Linked DNA regions of Mus musculus: region 2 is linked to region 1. The links are chromatin loops, found by intact Hi-C in ENCODE. Cell type or tissue: left cerebral cortex. All regions are shown on one strand. Each heading gives the region's core, and the rest is flanking DNA. Links, peaks and the distances in the headings are about the cores only.

Region 1 (10,612 bases), core at 2,613-10,612:
GAGGTAGAGGCAGGAAGAGTAGGAGTTCAAGATCAGCCTTAGCTCTGTGTAGCAAGCAAGGGCCTAGCCTGGGCTACATGAGACCCTTTCACCGCCCCCCATCAAGTCTCTGTCTTTGCAAGGGAGATTCCCCCAGTCTCCATTTTCTTCTGCCTACAGCAGGAGAGAGAAAGGCAAGCTGACCACCAGCCAGTTTCCTTTCTCTCCACGTCAGCTTTCCAACTTCTCCAGCTTCTAGGAAAATCTTCCCATCTCTCAGAGGGGGAGCCCGGGGCATTCCGAGGGAGGGCTGCTGCTGGCGGGCTGTCCCAGCCCAGTTCTGCAGGCTGGAGCTGTGGATGGGGGGAAATTCACAGTCAGCAGCCCATGATCTGGCAGGGGCAGCCAGGCTCTCTCCAAGATCCTCAGCAAGCTCCCGTTGGGTCACATTCCCGCCTGGGGACCCTGGGACCAGTGGCTGATGGGGAGGGTAGCAATCTTCAGGATTTGTGAGCTGGAAAAAGTGGCACTGAGGATTATTTTGGGAATAGTCAGTCAGGAGCTGCTCCAAGTACAGATTAGAGAAGCTATTAAAAGCAAGACAATGCGCCCTGCAAGGAGTGGGCTGGGGAGACACCTCACTCGGGGCTGCAGCCACAGAACGGGGAGTTCTTTCCAGATGAGGTGAACCTTTCCATCCCACGACTTGGGGAAGGCCTCCCCCGGGACAGCCTCCGCCTGTTCCCTGTCCCTTGCCAGCCCCAGGAGCATCTCACCCAGCCACACCTGGGCCATGGATGACTGGGGTCCCCTGCAACCAGCTGAGCAGGTGGCTGATTGTACAGTCATGCCTGGCTAGCTGTCAGTTATTCAGTCAACAAATATCCACAGGATTCAGGAGTGTAATTCTGGAGCTATACCACGATTGCTCATACTCTCACAGCCTGCTGCTTACTATTTGGTGACCTTGGGGGCTCTGTGCCTCAGTTTCCTCCCCGGCCATAAGTGGGTTTATAGGAGGCTTCATCTGAGAGAGTTCTGAGAGGCCCAGATGAGCTGTGTGTGGCGGACTTGGGAGAGCCTGCCAGAATTGCTTTGAGGTAGACATGAGATAGGACTACAGAGCAGGGACCACCCGTTCTAGAAGTCTCGCCAAGCCCCGAGGAGGACACACAGGCCCCTATTTTCCTAGTCTGGTGGGAAGATGACTCATGACCAGTAAACAAAACAGACGAGACAAGCTGGCCCTCTGTCATTCACTCAACGAGCATTTTTGAGGCAGGCCATAGGCCAGGCCTCTCTCCCAGTGCTGAGGACACAGCCAGGCCGTGAAGCCAGAGCCCTGGCCTGGGGGAGCTGACATTTTGCGGGAAGGTGGAGCAGACAGACGAGACACAAGTGAATCTGGACTTCAAGCCAACAGTGCCATAGAGTCTCAGAGGCACTGGGTGGAACATCACAGGGCTGGGAGGCTGGCTGTACTGCAGCTCAGGGGGACATGTTTCAGAGAGGGTCATGGGAGAATGTCACAGAATAGTGCTGAAGCAGAGTAAGTTGACACACACCTGTCATGCCAGCACTCGAGAGACTTGAGAATCAGGAGTTCAAGGCCAGCCTGAACTTCATAGACAGACTCTGTCTCTCTCAACTTCCCCCAAATCATGGGATGGCATTTAAAGAAGCCAGCTACAGAAATGTGGGGACCAGTGTTCCAGAAAAGGGATGAAGTTGGGCACAGAGTGGGACAGAGGGGACAGACAATCAGACAGGGCACAGGCCAGAGCCTGGGAGGCCATGGTGGTATCTTTCTGTGACTTCTTCCACACTCGGTGGCTAAACAGACAAGTTTCTCTCTCACAGGCTAGGTGGCCCAGGTCATCCTGAGATGATCCCTTGTTGTGGCTGCTGTCACCTCTCAGGGTGGCTCTTGGCAGGTGGCTGAGTCCCATTCACCCCACATGAGATTGCCTGCAGGGCCCTACTATGAGGCTGGAGACCTACTATGAGGTTGTCAGCCAAAAAGGCTGGCAAGGGCCCTCAGCAGACTACTGCTGGACAGAGAGGCACAAGGCAGGGGAGTATTTGGTTAAACTGGGTTTTCGTCTTCTGGCTATCCTGGCAGGATGGCTGTCATCTGATGTTACTAAGTACCTACTGTACACCCAGCACACTTAACCCTGGCCTCTCCTTCTAACCTTGAAAGAAGGCAGGCCTGCTTGACAGGAAGAAGGAAGCACATCTTTAAAAGGGCCAGAGCAGGGGTGACCCTGGTCAGTGGGCTGAGGTGGCCAGAGAGAGAAGCTCAGAAAAGATGGTCTCAAGCCAGGGATGCCACAGGGAACCTAGGGGAGGGCCATGAGTAGGTCTACAGCTCAATGACATGAAGTCCAGAGCTCTGGGTCTGCGCCAGGCTGGCTGCTGGGGCCAGGGAGATTGCTGGAGAGATCGGATGGGACTCAGACTCACCCTGAAGGTGACCTCGGGCTGGGGCCTGAGCATGGGGTCTTGTGGTGACTTGATGTCTCATGAAGATTGGTCATGCAGAGAGACAACAGGGAAGGGACAGATGTCAGCAGAGCAGCCAAGACTCTGCAGTACCCCTGGGAAGGAAGTCACACGGGATGGGGGTAGGTATGGGGACTTGAGAGGTCTTTGGAAAATGTTGCAATACACTCCATTCAATAGGAAAGGAGGTCCTGCCCCCAGACCTGCCTGCCCACCCCCTTCTGGTATCCCCAGGTCACACAATCCATGTGACCCACTTCTCATTTTCTCGAGAGCCACTGAGCCTTGTCTCTGTTTGTGCTCCCAGCATGGCCAGGTTCATGAAACTGCTGATCTCAGAAACCATTGGCTTTGCTATTGCTTTGAAATGGGGTTTTGACACGTGACCCAGGTTGACCTCGAACTCACAGCACTGCCCCTCAACCTTCCAAGAGCTAGGATCCCAGACAACCAGCATCGTCACACGTGGGTGAGCACAAGGAACTTTCAGGGGTGTTTTTCATAGCAACTGAAGAGGTGGAAAGGCTGGTGGGTAAAAGTACGTGGGTTCTGGAGCTTAGTGGCTGGGGTTCAAATCCCACCTCTGCCATTTACTGGCTGGACGACCTTGGGTATAAGGTCTTGCATAACCTCTCTGTGCATAATTCTCTACCTGATGAAATGATCGTCACGAGGCAGTTTGAAGGTTCAGTGAGACCATCGCACAGCAAGCATTCCCTACATTGTTTGATAGGTGTCATAGGCAGGTCCGTAAGCTTACAGGCCCATCTGGGGTATAAATGGAGATGATATGGGCTCTGCATACAGCAAGGGAGGAGACACACAAGGAAGGTCCCATCTGAGCTGCCCTGAGTCCTGGCACAGATGACCATCTTGGGCAGTGCCAGCCAGTGGCATGCTGGCAGAAACACCTGCGGGTCTGTTTATGAGGCTGTTGGGAGGGGGGCATCTAAGAAAAGGGTCCCGAGGGATTCAGCAGCTCCAGAGCCCAGGTGTGCCCCTAGGCCACCTGGGTCCCTTCTCTTTCCTTTCATTCCATTTCTTCTCAGCCTTTTTCCCCTTGCCCGCTGCCAAGTCCCAGTTCCAGCTGAGAGGCTCTATTTTGGGGACTTCTCTTGGATAATTTAGTGGGCGGAAGCTCCCCACCCACCCCCCTCGGAGCACCCCCTCAGCAAAGGGGAGTGTGCTACAGAAGTGAAAAACAGTGGGTGGATCAGTTCAAAAGGACAAAATATTTCTTGCTCTGGCAGTAAGAGAGGAAAGAAATTGTCTGAGAACTCAAGAAGAGCGTTGGAGGGGGCCTAACGCTGCGGCTCATGAGGGCACGTTGGGTGACTCAGCTGTTAGGCCCGGGCTCCAGCCTGGTAGTATTAATTGAGCTTTAAGAGGGGAAAATGCTTAACTGTGACAAAGAGTGAAGGCCATAAAAAACGTGGCTAGTGCTGACTCTCCGAGTTCCAGAAGGCGTCCCCCGAGCAGCTCCAGGCACCTGTGGAGATGGGGACTCGCCTCCAAGGCCTGAGCTTGGGTGGGACCCGAGTCTAAAATTATCCCTGATAATGAGTCCACCAGAGGAGGCCCAGAATGCTGGTTTCCTGCCTTGCTGCTGGCCGCAGAGGCGGAGCTTCCCGGGGAGGCCTCGGGAGGCAGGGGCTGCTGAGCCAAGAACACGGGTCTGCAGCTGCCAGAGTTGGGGTCACCTTGGGGCCGGCCGTGCGAACGCGGGCTCTTGAAGTCTTGATGTGCTCATCTGTAAGCGGGGCTCACAGTACCATGGTCGGTAGGAACAACAAAGGAACTAGATTTTTTTTTCTCTCTCTCTTTTTTAAAGGCTTTGGATGGGTGTGGGAGCCCACACCTGTAACCTCAGTTCTCAGAGAGGTGGAGACCCGAGGGTTCTGAGTTGGAGGCCAACCTGGGCGGTGAAGATCCTGCCTTAGAAAACTCAATAAAATAAATATATTTAATAAACGTAGAAAGGAATGAGGGTGGGCAAGATGCTTCGGGGGCAAAGTCACTTGCTGCCAACCCTTACAGCCTGTGTGGGATCCCAGAGCTCACGTGATGGAAGGAGAGAACAGACTTCCACAGGCTGCCCTCTGACCTCTACCTGTGTACTGTGGCAATGCACATTGGTATATATACACACACAAATACATACATACATATATACATACATACATGTAATAAAACTAAAATGAGTAAGGTTAAGTGCTAAGGGTGGAACCGGAGCCTCTTGCATGCCAGGCAAGAGGTCCGTCTCTGACTGAGGAGCAGGTCTCACAAGAGGCTTTTTAGCTAGATGGGTTGGCTTAGTCTCCAGAAGAGTGGCCTCCAGCTAACACTTGAAGACAGTCAGACAAGCCCAGTCCCCTGCTTAGTCACCACTCACGCCTTGACCGTGGGAAGGCTTTATTATTTTTTAAAGATATGTATTTTTAGCGTTTATGACTGTCTTTAGCACTTCCATTAAATGTGTTCGTTGGACTCGTAGCTCAGCTCTGGGTGGCGAGCCTCGCTAGTGTCTCCATTTCACCCTGTGTGAATGGGCTGCTGACAAGGCAATTCTAGCTGAGGGGGACCTTTCAGAGTGTCTGAGCCATGCTGCCCATGAGAATTTTCTGGAAGGATGAGTGTGGCTTTGCTGTCCAGTGCAGGAAACTGTCAGCCACCTTTTTTTTTTTTTTTTTTTTTTTGAACACCTGCGATGTTGTGGCCCCGTGCCATCAAAGAACTGACTTTGGCAGACTACAGAATCATTAGTTACTTTCATCTTTGCCATGTGTAGCTGGTGGCTGCCATGTTGGTCTGTGCAGGACTGGCTGCTCCCAGGGCCCAAGTATGACTCTGCAGATGTGTGAACAAGGATTGAGAGATGCTCTCCACCTTAGACCTGGCACACAGTAGGTGCTGAGGTAGGGGGCATGTTCACACAGAGTGTACTTACTACCTATCTATGAGAACTCTGCATGGTTAGAAGCAAAAAGAAATGAAGTCTCACTCGTGCGTATGATAAGCAATGGATACCAACCTGCCTGGAACTTTCTTTATTTTAAACCTGAAAGTCCTGCAACTTGGGAATGCTAGGATGGGTGTCCTGTTCCCGTTGTGGGTGATGGGTATGGAGGTCTCAGTGAGACCTCCTTAACAGCTCTGCTGAGCATATCCCAATACACTGTCTACATATTAGTGCTCGCTGACTGAACCAACAGCTGTCTTCATGCCTCGTCAAGCCATCCCGATAAGGGGTGCTTCCAGAGTAGCTGTAAAGAAGTTGGTGGCTCTGAGACTTGGTTTAGTTGGAAAGCAGCATAACTTCCTTGCTTTGAATTTTTTTTAGGTAGACATATATGGCTGTTGTTTGGGACTGGTACAAGTTTCCTCAGCTGCTCTGTGAAGGTGCACCTGGATGCAGGTAGACTTAAGAGAGAGTCCCCTCTGCGGGAGTGAGTTGGGGCTTTCTCAGGCAGGGTTCTTAGTGGTCACTCTGGGAGGTGTAGAGGTCGAGGAGCCACGGTGAGCGTGAAGAACAAAGTGGTCCCATGGGCGAAGTCTGCTCCCCCAATCAGTATCTCTTGTGGGAGGGGGTGATGACTCACTAGCCCTGGGTGCTCCCAAGTTTGTTATCAGAGCCCACAACAGTATTTCAAATTTGCCTATCAAAGCTGGCTTTATCTCTGAGCCCAGAAATTCCCATGGAACACGCAGGTGGAGAAGCAACATAGCTGAAGTCCAGCCCAGTCGTCTTGCCGGCTGCAGCTCAGCCGGCTCTTTCCAGCCATGGCCCAGGTGGGAGCCACGTGTGCCACCCCACACATCTCTTCCCGAGGCTGCAGAGGTCCCGACATCCCTCCTCTTTATTTTCCTGTTTATGCACAGCATGCGTAAACACATGCGTTGCCTGGTTTCAGCGACTCCTTTTCGGCCTTATTGCTGGACCCTCCGAGTAATACTGGAAACCTTGGATTTTCTAAATGAATCTAAAAATAAACTTTGAGGAAAAAAAAATCTTGGACAGTTAGCACAGGCACTGTTATTTATTTCTTTTTCCTTCGTCTTGCTCCTCTTCATCCCTGAACACTCAAGAGTCTGGGCAGTCAGAGGCACTGAGGGCCTAAGGAGACACCCCTGGGCAAGTGTCCAAGGGATGCTGGACAACCCGGGGGTGCAGGCTGAAATCCTGGGGAGCCTTCTCCAAGGGGTATCCTCTCGGAAAGTGGGGTGTCAGGAGGCTGAATTTAGGCAAAGCTGCAGCGGGGAGGCGGTGGCTGTCTGCGAGTTTGCACGCAGCTCCTGCAGGGCCTGGCGGGCCGCGCCCCCACCCCTGCGCGCCTCCCTCTCCCTGACTTTTTCTCTGCCCCGAACAATCAGGGACTTGTGCTTGGCGGCCGAAGGAGCCACGGAGCTGGCTGGCCGCGGAGGAGGCGACGTCATGGATTCCTGAGTGTGAAGTTTTCAGGAAAGCCCTTAGTTTTGGAGATGGACGGGATCCAGGGGTTTCCATGGCGCTGAGTAAACAGGAGGAAACAGTGAGGGAATCCCGTTATTTTACTGCATTGAAAGCCTATAAACACGGAGCGCGGGGAAGGAAGTCGCGTTGCCTCTGGAGTAAGCGACCGCGGAGCGCCGGGAGCCCGGGGAGCCTGAGCAGGAGCCCGGAGCACGGCAGCGGGAGCACGGAGAGCCGGAGCAGGAGCACAGGAGTGGGAGCACGGGGAGCCAGAGCCCCGGAGCGGAGCCTAGGCGCTGCAGCGTCTGCGCCGCTCCGCCAGATCACAGCACACGGTCCCCAGCCTGCTGATCCCGGCGCCTACAGATGCAGCGCCCCGCATTGCGCAGGCCGGGCCCCCGCCAGCCCCTCCGCACCATGGGGTCTGCGGACCGAGGTAATCGCGCCGCCATTGGCTTCCCTGCCTGCATTCCTGCTCGCATCCCTTCCCGCATCCTCGCATCGCATCCTCGCTCCGCTGCCTACCCCTACCCCTCCGGGAGGCACCCCACGCAGTCCCCGCTCGCAGGTAGAAGCACAGATGCGGTGAAACAGGGGCGCACGCGCACATCCTGGCCGTCGCCGGTGGTGATTCTAGGAAGCGTCTCCAGGCAGGTTTCCCTGTGTGTGTGTGGCGCGGGACACCAGGAGGGGGGTCTCGCTGCTAACCCGCTGGCTTATTCTCTTGTTGCTCTCGGCTTTGACAGCAGATGCCACCGTCCTTGTCATCATTATTATTTAGCCCCCCCTCCCATAGGCTTGACATTTTGCTATTTACTAATACAGAAAGACATCTCTTCCCAGTTACATCACCAGATGCTCTGGGCCATTCAAACAATTTAAGCCATTTTCTCCCCCTTTTTGGGATGAGTCTGAGGGCTCTTCCAGCTCCCCCACCACAATTTAAAGTACCATGAGCTTGTTCTGCCAAAGAGATCACAGACGCCCCACTGTCCCCGTTTCTGCTCCATCTTCTCCTTTGAGATGTAACCTTGAAGCCATCCAATTTGGTTCTTGGGGGAGAGAGTTAATGAGTGAGAATATAATATGAAATCTAGCCCATCTGGTTGGGATTGTAAGGGGATTGGGCTGGGGAGTCAGAAATCGGGTCTTTAAAGTGGAAGCTGTTGGATGGTTTCTGTGGGGCCAGTTCGTGTGGAGGGAGGGACAGGGGCACCGCCGAATGCGAAGGGCTGAAGGGTTAAGCGGAATACATCCGCGTAGGAGGAGTTAGCCCCGTGTCATAAAATCTGAGTTGAATGTAGGTTTTGTGCTCAGCGTGGTGGACTGAAGTCCTGGGGGGGGGGGGCGGTGGGGCGGAGGCAAATGACAGCTTTGGCAAGTAAGCCCAAGGTGGGGGTGGGGGTGGGTCTTGCTGAAAACCGGGTCCAAGCCCCATCCCGGTTCAGTAAAAGATGTGTTTAGCCACCTTCAACCTCAGCTTATTTTTTAGTAGAGCGGGACTTTTGAAAGCCGGATCCTGCCAGCGCTTGGGACCTTTTCCTGGTATCAGTCTACTCTGCCCCCTGTCAGTGTGCTTACATGGCACTGGTGCAGTGACATAATGTCAAGAGAAAAAAAAAAAGCGCTAATATTGTGTCAGGTGTCAGAGTGATGCTCCCAGGCAGGCCAGGCATATGTCAAGGCCTTGGAGTGATTTTTACCGCAGAACAAACCAAAGCCAAGACATAGATGCTCTGACCTGGGGTTGAGGGGACAGGATGACAGTACAGACAGACAGATGCTCTGACCTGGGGTTGAGGGGACAGGATGACAGTACAGACAGACAGATGCTCTGACCTGGGGTTGAGGGGACAAATGACAGGATGACAGCACAGACAGACAAATGTCAGATTTTAGCTCCAAGAGGGAGGAAGAGAGGCCCACACGGAGAACTCAGCGTCTGCTTTGTGCCTTCCTGTGGCGATTGTAACCCTCTGCCCTGGGCTGGGAATGTTCTGTTAAGGTCTGGGAGGACACAGGTCTCTTGTCCCGTTTCCCAGTCCGTGTTCAAGTGCACAAGAATGGGACGAATGTCTATGCTGCTGTGCTTGTATAGGCAGGATGCAGGACACCAGACTGAATCTTGCAAACATGACACAGCACTGAGTAAGGCTCACAGAAAACAGCTCCAGGCATCACAGACAGCTGCCTTGAGATAGGCCGATCGCTGTTCTCTGCCTAGGGGTCCCCAGAGAAAACAACGAGGGCACCGAGGGCACCATTAAACTCAACTGCCTGCTGGATGAGACCCTCAGCGTCCCAGGGATGGTGCTGATGGGCAGTCCCAGGGCATAGGATAGAAATATTTGCACGGCAAGGAAAACTGCAAGCTTGCTGTGCAGATGGTCTGAAGCCCCAGGGGAGCTTAAAGATGTGGAAGGGGAGTGTTCAGTGTTATCTGAAAGGTGATGGAAAGTATTTCAGGAATAAACAAACTTGAGACGAGTTTTGCTTCCCTCCCAGGCCCTGGTCCCCTGACTTCTGCGTGGGTTGGGGTATCTGCTTGGCCACGTCAGAGCTGTGGGCTATCAGGAAATTAACTTCACCTCTCTGTGCCTTAATTTCCTCATCTGTAAAATGGAATCTCTAAGAAGGCTTTTTTTTTTTTAAAGGGGTGGTTGTGAGAACCAACAAACTCCAGACACAATTTTTCTCATCACGAATGCTCTGTGAATGCCTGCTGCAATTTCTATCATATTAAAGATAGAAACTAATATTGAATAGAGACTGATCATCAGCTGCCATTCTTCTAATACATGTCCTGTAGATCATCCCCTGCCCCGTCTTTAGAAATAGGGCCTCATGTAGCCCAGACTAGCTTCAAATTCATTTGGTGACCAAGAATAACCTTGAACTTTTGGTCTTCTGCTGCTATCTCCAGAGTGCTGGGTTTACAGGTATGAGCTACCATGCCTGGGATATGGGGTGCTAGGGACTGAACCCAGACAATCTCTTCACTGGCTGAATTACACCCAAAGTCCCCTAGACCTCTTAAGGTCTTTTAAAAACATACTGGAGCTTTGAAATGACACAGATTGGGTTAAGATGTGATGACTTCAGAAGCCTCAATGTCCTCATTTGCAAAAAATGACTAATGACAGTATAGTCTTCGTAGGGCTGTCGTGCGCGTCACACGAAACCATGCATATAAAAGACTTAGCTCTGTTTAACCTGCGGTGAACGCATACCCAGCGTTGGTATCTGATGGGTGAGGACAGAAAGACCAGCATTGCCAGAAGTCACACACACCAGGAGAAGTGTAGGGCCTGGCCCTGGATGAGCCACCACTGTCCCTGTTAGCTTGCTGTTGACTCAGAGCTGTCTGGGGCTGTCTGCCTTCAACTTACAATGTCTTTTCCTTTTCTCTGAGACTGTATTTGGCGTGTACTGTACTCTCCTCCCTGGAGGAGGGCAGTGAGGCACAGAGAAGGCACAGGGAGGCACAGAGAACTGGCCAAGGGTTACCCAGTAGGAAAGTGGCAGAGTCAATTTGAAGCGCAGGCTCAGCTGTCTTGGGTACTTGCAAACACCAGCCTAACTTCTGACCGCCGCCGACATACACATCACTTAGACCTTGGCTCTAGACTCTTTCTCCAGCCCAGTGATGTTCTCTGACACATCTTGGAAGAGGAGAGA
Region 2 (8,000 bases), core at 1-8,000, 70 kb after region 1:
AGATCGTAGGCAACACCAAGGTCCTGGAGATCCCCCTGGAGCCAAAGAACAACATGAGAGCCACGTAAGGCTGGGCAGTGGTGGGGACTTCTCGGGAGAGCGAGCAGAGCCTGAGTGACAGTGTTGAGGGGATGGCTAAGAGGAGACCACAACAGCCATCAGCCTTTGCTGCCACTGCCTGATCTTGGAGTGCCTGTCTGCTTTTTCTCTTTAAGAAGTGTTATTTGGAAGCCGGGCATGGTGGCACTCACCTGCAGTCCTAGCACTTGGGCATGTGGATGGAGGCAGGAAGATCTGGAGTTCAAACTATCTTTAGCTACATACTGAGTCCCAGGCTAGCCTGGGCTACATGAGTTCTGGTCTCAATCAATCAATCAATCAATCAAACATCAGTGGGACCTAAAGAAAAATTTCAGTGGCAACACAGAAGGCCACTCATGTGGCACTTACACCTGTGGCTAAGATGGCCACATGGCACACATGTGTCAGCATCAGAGAGCCTTCTCTGAGGACATGAACTCTGGCTTACAGAGAGTCTGTGGGAGGGAGGAAACGAGAACTCAGGGGCACTGGTTGTGATGTCCCCAGCGCTGGGGTTCATACTTGCTTTCTCTCTTCTCTGTCTCACGGCACAGTCCTCTGAGAGATGGTCGATTGTAACTTGTTTGTTAAATTCAAGACTAAGATACTCTGATGTTTGTGGAATAACCCTGGCCAGTTCTACCAGCTCCCTTCTTGAGTTTAGCTGGTGTTTTTGAGAATAGAAGCATTGACATGAACATTTTCCTAGAGAAGCAATCTCCACTCAGGAGATTGTCCAAGTGCTCTGTGAACCCCCCTCTCTCTCCCTCTCCCTCCCCTCTCTCTCTCTCCACCTCTCTCTCTCCCTCCCATCCCCTCTCTCCCTTTCTCCCCCCCCTCTCTCCCTCCCCCCTCTCTTTCTTTCTTTCTTTCTTTCTTTCTTTCTTTCTTTCTTTCTTTCTTTCTTTCTTTCTTTCTTCCTTTCAGCATCTTGGTATACCCTTCAGTTTGTAATGCCCAGGGGGACATTACAGTTCCCCCCCACACACACACACACACTGTGGCTGGTGGGAGGAGGCCACCTTAGGTGGGTTGGTGGGTAGTTTTTTCTGGGCAGTAAGATGGTTCTCATGTCCTGACCTCTCTTGTGTGTAGCATCGACTGTGCAGGCATCCTGAAGCTCCGAAACGCTGACATCGAGCTGCGGAAGGGCGAGACGGACATCGGCAGGAAGAACACGCGTGTGCGCCTGGTGTTCCGCGTGCACGTCCCAGAGCCCAGTGGGCGCATCGTCTCCCTGCAGGCTGCGTCCAACCCCATCGAGTGCTGTAAGTCAGGGCTGAGGAAGGGGCATGTGAGCATCCCCCCTGGGCAGGTGACCTGCAGGAATCCACCGGTCTGTGGTGACCCAAAGGGCAGACACTGTGCCCAGGTTTTGATGTCTGCTTCTGTCTGCTTGTGGAGACTTCTCTCAGGAAATAAAACATAGGGCAAGTGATGGGAGCTAAGAGAGGTTGATGGCTTTATTTAGAAGATGTGACAAGTTTAAATTTGGTGTTGGTCTTCAGAAGTGTGACACATTTGCAGTCAGTTCCTGGAGCACACATCCCATTCCTTCCTTGTGTCCTGCCTCCTCTTAATGAGATTCACAATGGTATCGCATTGTCTTTGAGCTGTGATTCTGCAAAGGTTGTGGAAAGCAGCTAGCCATAAGCTCAGAGCAACCCCAGGTCACTGGCTGGGATCATTATACCCATTTCACAGGTTAGAAGTCTGAGTATCCAGTGCCTGTGCCCAGAAGAGTGAGACTGGGACTGGAACCTCAGAACCTTGCAGATAGTAGTGGCTCTCCACCCCAGCCTTCCACCTGTCCCTGCCTGCTGTCTGAGGTCTGTCTAGGGTCACGGTCAGGGGTCATACCAAGTGTCGGGCATCCACAGAGCAGTAAAACTCTCTCTATCCCAAAAGCTTACAGTTTAGTGAAGATAAAGGCCCCACCCCCAAAGATGGATGTAGTTAGGGAAAATTTTCAGAGCCTGGTATAAAAGAAAAGTTCTGCCAGGCTTCAAAGGCAGTTGCTGAGCTCCTGGCATTTTCATCGGGGTTTTGCTGTCTTTGTGCTGTGACAAAGCTTACTTGTGCACATATGCATGTGTGTACACATGGATGAAGTACTGGGGATTGAACCCAGGACCTTGTGCATGCCAGGCAAGTGTTCTGCCACCAAGCTACCTCTCCAACACTTTCACAAACACTTTTCTTTCTAAAGGAGAGAGGGTCTTGCTAAGTTGCCCAGGCTAGATTTGAACTCTCAATTCTCTTGCCTTAGCCTCCTGAGCATCTGGGATTATAGGCCTAGGCCAGGGGCTAGATAGCTGTTACATTTTTGAAAGTTCAGTTATTCTTTTAAAAAGAATAAGGGAGGGGGGAAGGTAAACATTGTTCCAGGGATTAAAAACTGCTTCTCTGCTCTTTCACTGTCTTTAAGGTAACTTTATGTTGTAATCATGATTCTCACTTGAGTTCATCTCAATCCTTATTTTACTGGATGTGGTAAAAGCTCACTTTGCTCTTATATATCCATTTCCCTCAGTGACCAGGGAGATGGAGGCAGAAGCAAAAGAAGTGGGCAGGGCAGGGGGAGACAATAGGGTGTTGTGGAGACTGGGGACCAGAGGCTACTCTGTCCTTCTCAGTGGGCAGCTGTGAGCTGACAGAAGCCTGTGCTATCACATGGAAACGTGGTCTGGATGTCCGATTCTGATTTTAAAAGATTAAACAGGAAAAAAAAAAACCCCAAACAATTTCTGGCTTGAAAATGACAATCAGGGAAGATATGGCTCAAATGTAGTCTGCCCTTAGCACTCCGGAAGCCCTGGATTCTGTCTCCCCCCACCCCCAACATCCACATGCGCTATTGATTAAAAATGGCAGTAAATTCAAGATACTCAGAAAGCCAGGCAAAACCTATGAGAGGCTCCACTTATCAGTAGTCATGAGCCATGAATGAACAGAGAAAAACTCCAGGACCGTGTGCCCTAATGCAGCACAGAAGAGCTAACCGCCACTCGGTCGGGCTGGAAGCAAGGACAGAGCGCGGCCTCTGCACCGATAGTACTCCGGCTTGGTCTGATGGAGACCAGGGAAGGGCCAGCGGGAGCTTGCAGCTCACCCAGGCAAAGCTGGGGTGCTAGTAAGTCTGCGTCCAGAGTTGGGAAACAAGAGCCACCATCAGGGAAGAAGAGACAGAGCGATAGCCACATGCTCACCCCTGTTCTCTGGTCTCAGGAGCTGCCCTCTCCTGTTTGAGTTCTACTGTCTTAGGATTGTTCTAGAAGGAAACACAGACTCTGTGTGATCTTTGGAGGGGTTGAGCTGACGGCGTTCCTCTTTTGGATGGGCAGCTCATCTTCAATGTGAGACTAGGGTCAGCGGCAGGTTAGGGACAAAGCAGGTGTCTTATCCGGTTCTCTGGACTCTTCAAGCCTTGTCTGACATCACCCTCAGGTCTTCGGGAGCCTCCAGGAACCACGGGTGCCTTCAGCAAGGCTGTCAGGGCATTCAGAAATCCTTTGAACCTTGCAAATCTGCTGCCTCCCCACCCATCTCAGCCACCCCGTCTTCCTCCTTCTGACAGATAAGGAACCCAGCCTTTCTTGGTAAAGTGATTCACTGTTTTTACTCAGTAGTAGCAAAGCTGGAATCACACATTTTCTAGTTCCGTGAAATATCTTCTTTGGCTTCTACAATGCCGTTTCTCTCTCTCTCTCTTTTCTGGTGCAGCCGCTCTCAGTGGCTGGCCAGTCATTGTCCCTCACTTCCAGGTCCGCTGGCTTTACTGCCTGGTTTGTTGTATTCTAGACCCTTGTGAGACCGTGCCAGCTTGCAGTGGGCTGACTGGCTTGGTTTATAGCCTGTAGGCAGATAGTGAGTACATAGTGACTCACACCTGTGGACGCAGACGGTGACGGGTAAATATTTATTGTCTAATTGACACACTGCTGGGGAGGGTAAGCTGGTCAAACAGAGTAGGCTGGTTCGTATTTACAAGGCTAACTTATTTATTTTGGAAAGGTGCCTCCTGTGCCACGGCTTGGGAACAATGACATGTTCTTAGGCCATGCTGAGGGACAGGCTATTTGGACAGTGGTCTTATGTTGCCTGTTGTGGTTTTTCCCATCTCACCGCTGCACGGCCTGGCACACGTAGTTCTCAGCACCCAGCCATTTCCCAGGCTTCTGCTCAGTGGTCTCAGCTGCAAGCCTCCTCCACAGCAGGGGAAAGGTGTGGCTTCGCCCTGGGCTAGTTCCTTGGTCCCTCTGAGCAGGTACCATGCAGCGGCTTAAATCTTAGGCATGCATGTTCCTTGATGTGGGGCAGACGTCTGTCCTGAGGTAGCTGCTGGGTTAGATGGTGGCAGCTCATCTACCTCTCTCCTGCGTTCCTCTGTGTGTTTGTAGGGCTCAGGTTTCTGCCTTGTCTCCTTGGGGTCCTGTCCTCTCCCTCTGCTGCTGTGTCCCCCTCAGCTCTGCCATGGGTGGGGACTTAGGCCCCCTCCAGCCTTGGACACGATCGAGTCTGTCTTTCCTTGCTCACTCAAAGACCTTACTTCTGAACAAGCCCCTTCCCGTTGTCAGGTGCAGCTGGGGTGGGGGTAGGGCGGTCACTGTCCGGCCACAGCCCTCTCTGATGTGGTCCCCGATGCTTCACAGTTCCCAGTGGCGGAGTCTTCCTCCCATTGCTCTTCCTGTTTGCTGACTGCTCCACACAGGCAGGTGCTTGAGCTTGACTGAACCCTAGAATCATGTGTGGGTCAAAACCATATATACACAGGCAAACATTTACACAAATACATACAAGTGACACATGTATGCACACAAATGACACATGTAACATATACACATATATGATATACATAATATGTGCACATATACACATATAAACAACACTAATGCACACATGTCTATGAAGATACACATGTACTTAATACACATATGTGAAAATACATAAAATAGCACATGCATACATGTGCATATACATACACATATATACAAATATTTATACATATGCACACATGTACACTCATGCACATGTATATACATACACACTTAATACAATATACACCTACATGTATACATATATATACATGCACATGCATATATAGTTACTTACATATATACGTATACATGCACACACATATATATACACATCTACACATAGATACATATATCATGTAGGTGTATACACAAATATGCACATTTACATGTATACATATGCACACTTATATATACACATGTGCACACACATGCACATGCAAGCACACACATACACTCTGTCTTCATTTAGGGTATGGTCTTGGAACAGAGACTCTTAGGGAGTCTGCCATGTGTCTGACGTAAGGCATAGAGAGCTTGTGACCTCCTTCCTCCCTGCCCTTTACTTAGTTGGCTAAGTCCTTGCCCACAGGCTCCCAGTGGAGAAAATGTTCCCGAGCCCAGAAGGCCTCAGGTCCCTCTTTGGGTACCGACTATCACACTCCCTAATGTCCCTCCTGCAAGGCCAGGCTGGGCAGGTATTTGCCAGGCTTGTCACTTGGACGGTTCTAGGACATTGAGGAAGTGAAGGGAAGATGCCTTCCGAGGCTTCCCAGTGGGCCATGAAATGAAAGGCAGTGTCTGCAGGTCCTGGCAGCAGGTACTGTGAGACCTGTGCAGAGTCTCCCGATCGTCTGTGACTGAGACCTGCAGATTCTCTCCTCAGCCTTCAGATTCATCCTCACAACCACGTTTCAGGAAATGCCTAAAGCAATTGTATGGGAGGCCCTGCCCACCCAGGTCACGACCTGAATTCACTTGGTTTCTTTTGCAGAGTGGGAGGTGGGTATGGGCTTGTCTCTCTGACACATACATTTCCTCTGAGGTGTAATTAAGAAACTGTAGCCTTCACAGAGGTGCCATTTAGCTGAATGGCTAAATACATCTCATGTATATGTGTATATACACATAAATATACACATTTACAGGTATACATATGCACACATAAAAATATTTATACATGTATGTATATACACACACACACATATGCACACACAAGCACACACATACACTCTCTTCATACTCCCTCATCACCACCATTCTTGCCAAGACACAGAGCACCTGGCCTTGTCAGGTCCCTGTCACCCCCTCAATGACTGCCTCTTCCCAGGCTCCAGAGAGAGGCAGTCACAGATTGGCTACCTGTCGCCAGCGATGGATGTCCCCAGCTCTGTGACTTTGTAGAGTGGAATACATGCACAGGCTGTGCACCTTGGGGGCCTCCTGTTGCTGGAGTCAACAGTTTGCCCTTATGGGTGGCTGAGCAGTGTTCAATTGTACGAACACAATGGCTTAGTTACCAGCAATGAGTATTGGCCTGCCCCACGGTGTGGGTGTTAGGATAAAGACGTGAGCATTCTTGTGTGGACAAAGGCCTTCCTTTTTCCTGGTAAACACCCAGGGAAGGTGTTGCTGAGTCCTTGGGTGTCACACATTCTTGCTTCTGTACTTTTTATCTTTCATTACAGGGTGCTTGAGTCTCTTCTTTGACACTTTGTATATAAATAGATAAAATTTGCACCTTGGGAGAGGGCACACAGCCCAGGCCTGTGCCAGCCTCTGCATCCCAAGAAACTTGCCAGCAATGGCCCGAGACGACCTTGAACACCACAGGGGCCACAGCAGAGTGAGTAGAGTTTAAATAGTGGTTAGGAGTCTGTGTTCTGGATCCAGAGGCTTGGGTTCAAATCCAGCCTTACTAGCCACTTAGTTCCAGGGAAGTTACTTAATGCCCTATACCTCAGTTTCCCTATCTATAAAACAGGAGTAGTTCTAGTACCCCACTTGCTGGTCTGTGCTTAAGTACACGTGTGTCACATAATAGCATGACTGTGGTCACAGCTGTAGCCCTCTCTCCCACTATGATGGTGCAGGGTGGACAGGTCACCTGTGACAGTCCCTGTAGCACTACAGAGCGGACTTGCCCTGCCCCTGGCTGTTAGCACATCACAGGGAGCCTATAGCCTGGGAAGCTGCAGGTGCGTGTGGGCCTTAAGCAAACACGAGGTGCCCCAGGGGAGCACAATGGCCCACACACCCTACCACTCAGGAGGAGCCAGGCTACCGTAAGTCAGGGGAGGAGAGCGCAGACTGGCAAAAGTTGCCAAGAGAACTGCTCTGAAGCTACCCAGGTAGCTTCCTGCTGGTGGACGTTCCCCTCCCCCCTAGCTGGCCCTTTCCCCATCCAGCCACCTGGGAAGAGGCAGGCAGAACTGCCCTTGATGGAGCGCACACAGTATGTCCATGGGCTTGCACGTACCAGCCCCTCACTGGCCTCATCACCCTGTGGGTCCCTTGCCTTCTCATCCAGAAATATTGGGATATATTTGCTGAGCACTGACATGCACCAGTGACTCAGGCAGGCCTGATCCTCAGAGTCCACCCCCTCCAAGGCTGGGGTTCGGAAAGACTGGCTGCTTAGTGCAGCCCTGGCTTACATAAGGAAGGGGCCAAAGGCTCAGCTCTCTCTGTCTCGGCAACCTGGACCCTTCGCTGATCATGGAACCCGTCGGTGAGGTTCATGCGGCCTCTAGGGAGAGTCTTGTTAAATAAAGATGGTTGAGAATGCCCAGGGCATTGGAGGGAGAAAATCAAGGAAGGCCAGGCCAGGAAAGAAAGAGAAAGAGAAAAAGAAAAAGAAAGAGAAAGAGAAAGAGAAAGAGAAAGAGAAAGAAAAAAGAGTATAGTCTGGACCTGGTGCCGCGTGGACGAGATGCCAGGGATAGGAAGCTGAAGCCTCCAAGACCATGTGGTGACATCGACTCCCTAGTGGGCACATGGACAGTCCCCACTATAGGAGAACCTCCAGTGAGTGGTCACAGCGAACCTGGGGCTGGATAGCTCCTTTAGGCCCAGCTTGGATCTTCTGTGACAGACTGCCATTCC

Evidence for each region. Hi-C counts contacts between places; a loop is a spot of excess contacts. Peaks named below come from ENCODE experiments on the same cell type or tissue, not always from the same donor. Only the 100,000 strongest peaks of a DNase experiment are listed, where the experiment ranks them.
Region 2: a loop joins it to region 1, with 1.8 times the contacts of the local background. A loop is called at or near these places in 9 of 42 quality-filtered maps.

Annotation. Positions count from the first base shown.
Region 1 is chr2:168,598,227-168,608,838 of GRCm38, reverse strand. It overlaps Gm52535 (a long non-coding RNA gene), which reads left to right and starts at 4,118. Exons shown (of 3, transcript XR_003953968.1): 1 at 4,118-4,264; 2 at 5,825-5,899; 3 at 6,193-6,486. It also overlaps a transcript of Nfatc2 not described here. In left cerebral cortex, for the core only: no CTCF peak of the experiment used is centred there; DNase peaks (open chromatin) are centred at 7,016 and 7,501; H3K4me3 peaks cover 1,536 bases; H3K27ac peaks cover 629 bases.
Region 2 is chr2:168,528,267-168,536,266 of GRCm38, reverse strand. Nfatc2 (nuclear factor of activated T cells, cytoplasmic, calcineurin dependent 2) reads left to right here. Exons shown (of 11, transcript NM_001136073.2): 4 at 1-64; 5 at 1,177-1,349. Among named protein-coding and RNA genes, the nearest start is that of Nfatc2, 58 kb to the left of the region's middle. In left cerebral cortex, for the core only: no CTCF peak of the experiment used is centred there; a DNase peak (open chromatin) is centred at 3,720.